Linked DNA regions of Mus musculus: region 1 is linked to region 2. A link is a contact called in ENCODE Hi-C data. All regions are on one chromosome and are shown on one strand. Each heading gives the region's core, a stretch centred on a gene start or an enhancer-like site at or near the end of the contact. The rest is flanking DNA. Distances are from core to core; before and after follow the strand shown.

What was found. A loop is a pair of places that touch in the nucleus more often than their neighbours do.
Region 1: a map of T-helper 17 cell shows a loop between it and region 2 (3-fold over the local background). The contact joins the enhancer-like site here to the promoter of Cd101 in region 2. A Hi-C loop is called at or near these places in 2 of 37 maps with a recorded cell type or tissue (T-helper 17 cell and regulatory T cell).

What each region holds. Positions count from the first base shown.
Region 1 is chr3:101,298,152-101,301,787 of GRCm38, reverse strand. No RefSeq gene overlaps it. Among named protein-coding and RNA genes, the nearest start is that of Gm32803, 3.4 kb to the right of the region's middle. Within about 2 kb of position 1,432, at least 1 of the 3 ENCODE cell types and tissues checked has a DNase peak (open chromatin) inside an H3K27ac peak, as active enhancers do.
Region 2 is chr3:101,027,914-101,031,592 of GRCm38, reverse strand. Cd101 (CD101 antigen) reads left to right here and starts at 2,040. Exons shown (of 9, transcript NM_001167906.2): 1 at 2,040-2,140. The coding sequence starts at 2,098.

The DNA of each region.
Region 1 (3,636 bases), core at 183-2,682, 270 kb before region 2:
TAATCAGGCCAGCACCACCTCTGACCCCAAGCTCTCCCTACATCTGACCTCACCCTCCTAATCCTCCCACTCAAACCCCATAGTAACCTGCATAGGGGTCTCTCTGCCTCTGCCAAGTCAGGCTTGAAAACCTGAAGTCACAGGAGACAGCTACTCTCCTCAGAACCCTAAAGACACTGCAAGAGCAGTACCCCAATCCTCAGCACCTGGCTGCTCCCCTCTGAGCAACTCTCCTAATTCTGCATCCTGTCAGCTCGCTCCATCCCCACTGGCCTCTTAGCTCCTGCCTCAGGACCTTTGCACATGCCATTCTGTCTCTCAGCCATGGTCTCCCACAAGTGGCAGTATGGCTGGCTCCCATTTGCCACATAGGCTTCAGGTGAGCCATTGAGACCATGTCTGCCTAACATGGAACCCTCTTGCCACTCCAACCCTTGGCTTTGCTTCGTCTCTCTAGAACACCTTACCATTACCTGACAGACTCATATTTACATCTGTGTGGCTATACCCACTCATCAGCACCCTTAGAACGTGTGGGCTCGTCTTCTTTGCTAATGAATATAGAAACTTCTAGAACACCTCCTGGCACCAGGCAGGCTCTCAGTAAAGCACCATCAATTGATTGGTTGGGTGAATTAAAGGCTCTTGTCCTTAGTTTGAGTGAGGCATTTTAAACTGGGTTCCTGCCACAGGCAGACAAAAGCATTCCAGTACAGAATTCAGTTAAGATTTGCTTTAAACGTGGGCAGATGAACAGCTTAGCTTTGGCTGGGTTTAAGTGACATCTCCATAGCAGACGCGAGTGCACCTGCCCGGCTGAGTCCCAAGATTCTTATATATCCCTGTTCTCCTTGGATCCTCATGTAGTTTTGCAAGACACACGCGGTCCATGCTGCCTGCCCCTCACGTGACAGGGAACGTGAGTGTGGTCTGGCTAAACAGCAGAGCCCCTGTTGCTTTGTCCCCAGCCCACAGTTCTGTTTCTGCATTTCTATCCACAGTCTCACGGCTTCACCATGTGGCTCTCCCCAACAGCCCGAGGGGAACACAATGAAACCCTGTCGCTTGCAGTCTCTATTTATCTGGCATTTCCAATCCCCTCTCCTCGGAAAGCCAATAACATTCTGAATTTTTCCCACAAGAGATTGTGGGCTCTTTGGGAAGGAGAAAAACAAGCAGATGGTTCTCAGGAAACCGGATCTGTGCTGTGAGATCAAAATTTCCCCTTCTGTAAACCAGCCCTTTGCAGAACGTTCTTCAAACCGCGGACAACAGACCTTCATGTGCTCCAGCCTTAAGTGGCCACGGTATGCGGCAGACTCCTCTGCCAGCCCCTCGCTCCCAGCCAGAGCAGCTTGCCCTTCCTCAGCTAGTCCCCACAGGCCAAATTAGCTCTTGTTTAAGTTCCCTCCCCTTGCCAGCCCCCAGCGGACATGCGCAGGCTTATCTGTTTTCACACGTAATGGATCGAACAGCAGGGGCTTCTTGCTGGAAACTGTTTTCTAGGCTGCAAAAGGCTACAGAAAACCACGAAGCTGCTAACACAGTTCAGAACTTACTAATACACACTTGGCAGGAGCTGGCACAGGATACTGCCCCATGACCATGGAGAGGGACAGATGACAGCTCTCGGTGGTGGTAGTTTTAGGATTGGACCCCTTATCCGGGGACTTTCTGTATTGCTAGTTCTTTTTGATGAGGCTCAGAGATGCACAAGTGGCTTCTACATGAGGTCACAATGTCAAATACTATTGGGGCTCCCTACTGATTCCAAACTAGGATCTACAATAGACCTAAGTCCCATTTTTCTGGTGTTTGTTTGGGAAATCAGGATAATCTATTAAGGAGTAGCTTATGCTGCTTCGTAACCATAAACGATGAAACGGTTTTGTGGACTTTTAGCCACCCCACAGAATGCATCTTTGTAATGGGGAAAAAGGTTGTGTCTGTGCCCACAGTCATAAATCTGCTGTACTGAGCTGAGGCTCAGCTAGAGGTCATGGTCCCTTGCCCCTTGGCTCCGATGCCTTAACCATTGGTAACAGCCTGGTCTCTCTTGAGAGAAAAACAAACCTCAGCACTCAGCCTTGGTCTCAGTATGCCTTCATTTCTGTGGTCTTATTTTATATTGAGTGGTGGAATCCTCCGACTTTTATCCAGGCTGTCTTATTTGTTTGCTAATTTATTCACTTGTCGTTACAGGATTTCTGTAAGACTTGGGGGAATTTCACAGAAAGGAGAACTTAGAGCCCTCCTAGAGACAGGGTGGATGCAAGGTGGGGCTCCCAGGGGTGCAGAGAGACTCAGGGGTTCCCTGGCTTTCCCTTCTTAAGAGGATTTTGAAAGAGCTGAGAACAGAAGCCACCTGCATTATCTGATAACGGGTGTGTAATGGGTAGACGAGAGAAAACAGATGGGAAAGCGCAACTCAAATGGTGGAATGACAGGGGCAGGGCGGCTCGTTTGGTAAAACTCTTGCCCTGTAAGTATAAAGACCTGAGTTTGGTCCTCAGAACCTGGGTGGAAACACTGGTTGTTAATGTGCACTTAATGTCCTGCTCCAGGGAGGGGAGGGGAGGCCTGAGTCTGGCTGGCCAGCAGACTAACTTACTTAAGGAGCTCCGGGTAACGTAGAGACTTTGTTTTAAAGTAGGTAGATGGCTTTCCGGAGGATGGATTCCTAAGAGTTCTCTGGCTTGCACATGTGCATTTAAAACAACCCCCACCTACCCTGTGTGTACACGTGTGTGCATGCACGAGCACACACACACACACACACACACGCACACACACACACACACACACACACGAATCCAGTAGAAGCCAGATGTTTGTTTCTTAGACTGTATAAAAACATGGGATTATAAAAAGCATGAGTTCAGGGAAAGTGTGACTCCAAATCAAACAAGAGGCACGGACATGGTGGATCAAGACTAGAGAAGCAACCCCGAGGACATTGGGCCTCAAGGGGCTGGGGAGAGCACTAGGAACACTGGGTGCTTTTTAGAGGACCTGGGTTTTTTTCCCAGCACCCACATGGTGGCTTATAACAATCTGTAATTCCATTCCATTATCATAGCAGGAATGGAGGGAGGTATACCAGATAGCCCATACCAGACAATGCTGGGTAGAGCCCTTGGTGTGCTGGGGGTAAACTTGTGCCCTACGTCTCAACCAAAGCTGCGTTGAGAAGCAGATACCACCATCCCAGGTGAGACAGATACTGTTCCATCAACCTTGATACAAAGGAAAAGCTAAAACTTAGGTCACACAGCACTTGGAATCCTGAAACCCCAGGGAAAGGGCTCACATAGATACAGACTTTCATTTATTCTTTTGGTGGGGCCAGAGATCAAACTTGAGGCCTTGCAAACTCCTGGGCAAGCTCCACCGCTGAGCTCTCCCTCAGCCCACAGAGACACTCTCCCTGGGAAGGCAGATGAGAGCTTCTTTCTTAGGAGCTCACTGGTCACTAGAACAGAGGCCGAGAGCTTGCTTGGCAGGCTTTGAATTCCAGCCTTGGCCTCTGCTATACAAGGATGGAATGAAGACCAGCTCTTCCCGGTCCTTCTCTTGCATGGGCTAGGTGTCAGATGTGAAGTTATTCTAGAAAGTGCATAAAGCTGGCTTTTGTTA
Region 2 (3,679 bases), core at 791-3,290:
TTTGCAAAAGCACTTGCAGTTAACTGGCTTCAGAGAGCTAATTTTTTTAAGAGACAACAGCTAGTGAATTTAACCAGAGGGGAGAATGGTTCAGGCGAGTAGGTGTGTAAATAGATAAAGAATAGATGGTTGGATTAAATACCATTTCCTCCTTTGCAGATGTGCCCCCAATCTGTGATCATCCCACTAAGGAAATAAAGTTTACCTTAAAATACCTTTGTCCTGAAGGTTTTCTTTAACCACTCACTCTCCCAAACAAGACATGTCCTCTACCTCCTGCAACTGTGGCCATCTCCTAGGGGACCTCCCCTACTTTCCCAGCATGACAGTGTGTCATGTTCTCTCCTGTTCACTTCCATCAGGTCCCACTGTCTTGAACAGAGAGGAGAGACTGCACTTTACCATGAGGCTCTCTGACATTTGGTATCTTGTCTTGCAGAGGTGCCTGCAAGGACCTGATGTTTCATCTCTCCGTCCTGCCATTCTTTTAGATGGCCTAATTCAGGAACTCATCATTGGTGAAACAAACAGCTGCAAAAGCCTGTGACCTTTTCTTTACAGCCTTGACTACCTCCCCCACTTTCCAATAATAATATGAATCCAGTTAATCATATGAAACTTTGTTTCCAGGGGGGGGGGGCATGCTGTGTTTCTGCTAAAACTCCCCTGATAGTTCCTCTGTTCTTCAAAATTAAAGCCAGGCTGGCTTTTACAGCCCACTAAGATCTGTTCCAGACAAGCTCTAGACTCTCTTTCTTCATACCAGCCCCAAGTGTCATCAACAGGAAGAGACAGTCAGCAACCCCTATCTACTAGGCTAGAGTATTTCCCAACTGTGCCTGATGCGCTTCTTTTTTTTTTCCCTCTAGTTGTCTCTTTGGCCCAGTACAATCCATCCTGACCTCCCCTCCTGTGCACCAACTTCTTTCTCTGCCTTTATATGTCCCATAGTATGTAAACACATTGTATTGGTGGTCATCTGATTAAAAAGGCATTTCCTGAGGATAAAGGAAAGGTTATGAATATCTTTGTATATGTGCAAGTTGTACCACAACACCAGACATGGGACGACAAAAAAAAAAAGACTGTATGTATGTATGTATGTATGTATGTATGTATGTATGTATGTATGAATGGGATGGATGGATGGATGGATGGATGGATGGATAGATGGCTGGGGTGGGTGGGTGAATGGATGGATGGATATTTGGGTGGATGGAGTGGGTGGGTGAATGGATGGATGGTGAATGGATGAATGCATGGATAAATGGATGAATGGTAGATGGATAGATGGATGGACAGAACAAGCAAGAATCTGCCTGTTACTGTGCCCTGAAACAGACTAAATTATTCCTAATCTGCCTAGGTCTGTGCTGTACCAGATCGCAGAGTCTGAGGCAGTGTCCTCAGGGATGTGATTTTGTCTTCTAGGTCTCGACCACTCAGTTACCCCGGGTTCAGTGCCAGTAGCTGCATGGAGGCACACTTCTGCTATCCTTGATCTCCAGACCCACCCTGGGAAGATAAACATCAACTCAGAGTCTGCTGGTGGTGATGATGGGAGGTGATAGCCATTGAACACTACTGTGGACCAAATACTGTTCTAAGTGCTTAAACCAATGACATTTTTTTTTTTGCAATCCTGGGGGTGGTGGTATCACACAGCTGATAACAGACTACACCCCACACTTCAGACAGCCTGCCTCTGGGACCTCCCATTTTTATACCTCATGGGGCCCCCCGAGTTCATGGATTCCAGGGGCTCCTCTCATGCTTCCTCCCTCAAGAAGGGAGCAGAACATTTCTCGATTTTTTCATTCACTCAGATTTCTGAAATTCCTTCCTCTTTAGGCAGGAGGAGCCCCAGGGTCTCCTTCATCTGTATGGGTTTCCTTCACCGTGAAGATAACTCCTTACTTCATACCCAAGTCTAAGTGACTGTAAATGCAGCCACCTTTGCTTTCTGCAAAGGTCTCTCAGTGGGCTGAAAACCACACCATAGCTTCCTCTTTACCTTTGCTGTGGCAGCACTGAATTTTGTCACTCAGCCTCTGAGCAAGTTCAGTGACGCTGCCCGAAAAAGCTGTGCCGGTCCAGATGGCATGCATCCTGTGTGTGGCATCTCTCTTTCTCTCTCTAAGTAAGTCTTATAACTTTGATGTTTCTACCATACAGGGGCTTGTCATCCAGAGGCTGCTGGGTGAGGGAGCAGGCCAAGTTGGTCTTCACAGGAAAGACTAGGTTATAGATTTCTGACTTTGTGCCAATCTTTTACTTATTGATGACGGTTTTAAGGCTTCCTTATGCATCCTTGTGACTGGGGGCAATGGAAGACTTTGTTATATCCTGGGTACCTATTGTATTTTATTTCAAGCTTGTCTTTGAGCTTTGCATGGCCCTGGCTTTACTTTACCTTCCTGGGCTGAGCATCCCGTGGGAGATGAAGAGGTTTCACTGACACACGAAGAGGCCTCAAGGGTTGCCTGATGTTAGGGTGTAACTAGATGTGTGTGCCTTGTGGATGTGACTTAGGTAGAAGAAAAAGCATTAAGAGTACCGTGTAGTTTAGGTCAAGCTAAAAGAAGGTTCTAGACTTTTTCTGAGAGCTAAAGAGAGAGACAGAGAAGGATCAGAACAATTACTTGGCTCTACTAAAGCCCATATAGGGCCTTTATCTGGCCCAGGGATACTTTTGCATATTTGAAGAGGATGGAAGAAGAAAAACTTGGAGATAAAGGGAAGAAACAGGTGAATTTAGCAGGGAACAAAATAGTTCCTTACCATGTAGAGCAGTTAACAGGCAGGCTGTGTGCCACATACAAAGATCATCTCAGTGTAACTTATAAATGCATATTATAAAATGCATAGGACTATAGTATAAACTGGCCTTATTGAAATAAAGTTATCAAAATATTTTCAGTGCCAATGTGATGGCACCTGTAATCACAGCACTAGTAGAAGCCTAAAGTAGGCCTACCTGAATTTTATAGTGAATAAACAATATTTAAAAATAAATCATAATGTGTTCATTTCCATTCTTATTTATGTGCTATACAACAAGGTCTGGAGGACCATTTTTTAATCACCAAGCTCAGAGAAGTGGTGGGTATGAAGAGAATATTCTAATATGTCTACAAAAATTGCCATATAATATGCAAGTAGCTATGGTTACACGTCTGCATCCATCACTGAAGGGAAATAGGACATTTCCATTGGAGATTAATGAGAATAAAGATTAAAGGGCTTTTTCACCCTGTTTTAAGGACCCTTGAATCCTAACTGTAGGTTGGTTCAAGTTTAAAAGTCTTGGTTCCCAGAAACTGGGTGGAGTTTGTGAAGAGACTGTGGTAGCCGGGATGAGGGAGGAACTGGGCTGAGCTACAATCGGTGTGGCTAAGGCTGTAGCTTTATAAGAAAGATGAAGGGCACGTACCATCCGGCACTAAGGTAGACCAGCAAGCTCTGGTGGAGTTGAACCAGGATCACATCTCAGTGAGCTTATGGGTGAGGATCAGACCTGGGGCCTGAGAAGAAGACAGGAAGCCTGCAAGGGGATGTATTAGGACCACATGCCAGTGACTGGCACCTGCCAGCACCCTGCCAGGTGAAGCATTGATGGACAGCACCTTGGTGGAGCCCTCATGGATTGCTGAGTCTGTGATCCTGCTGAGTCATCTGA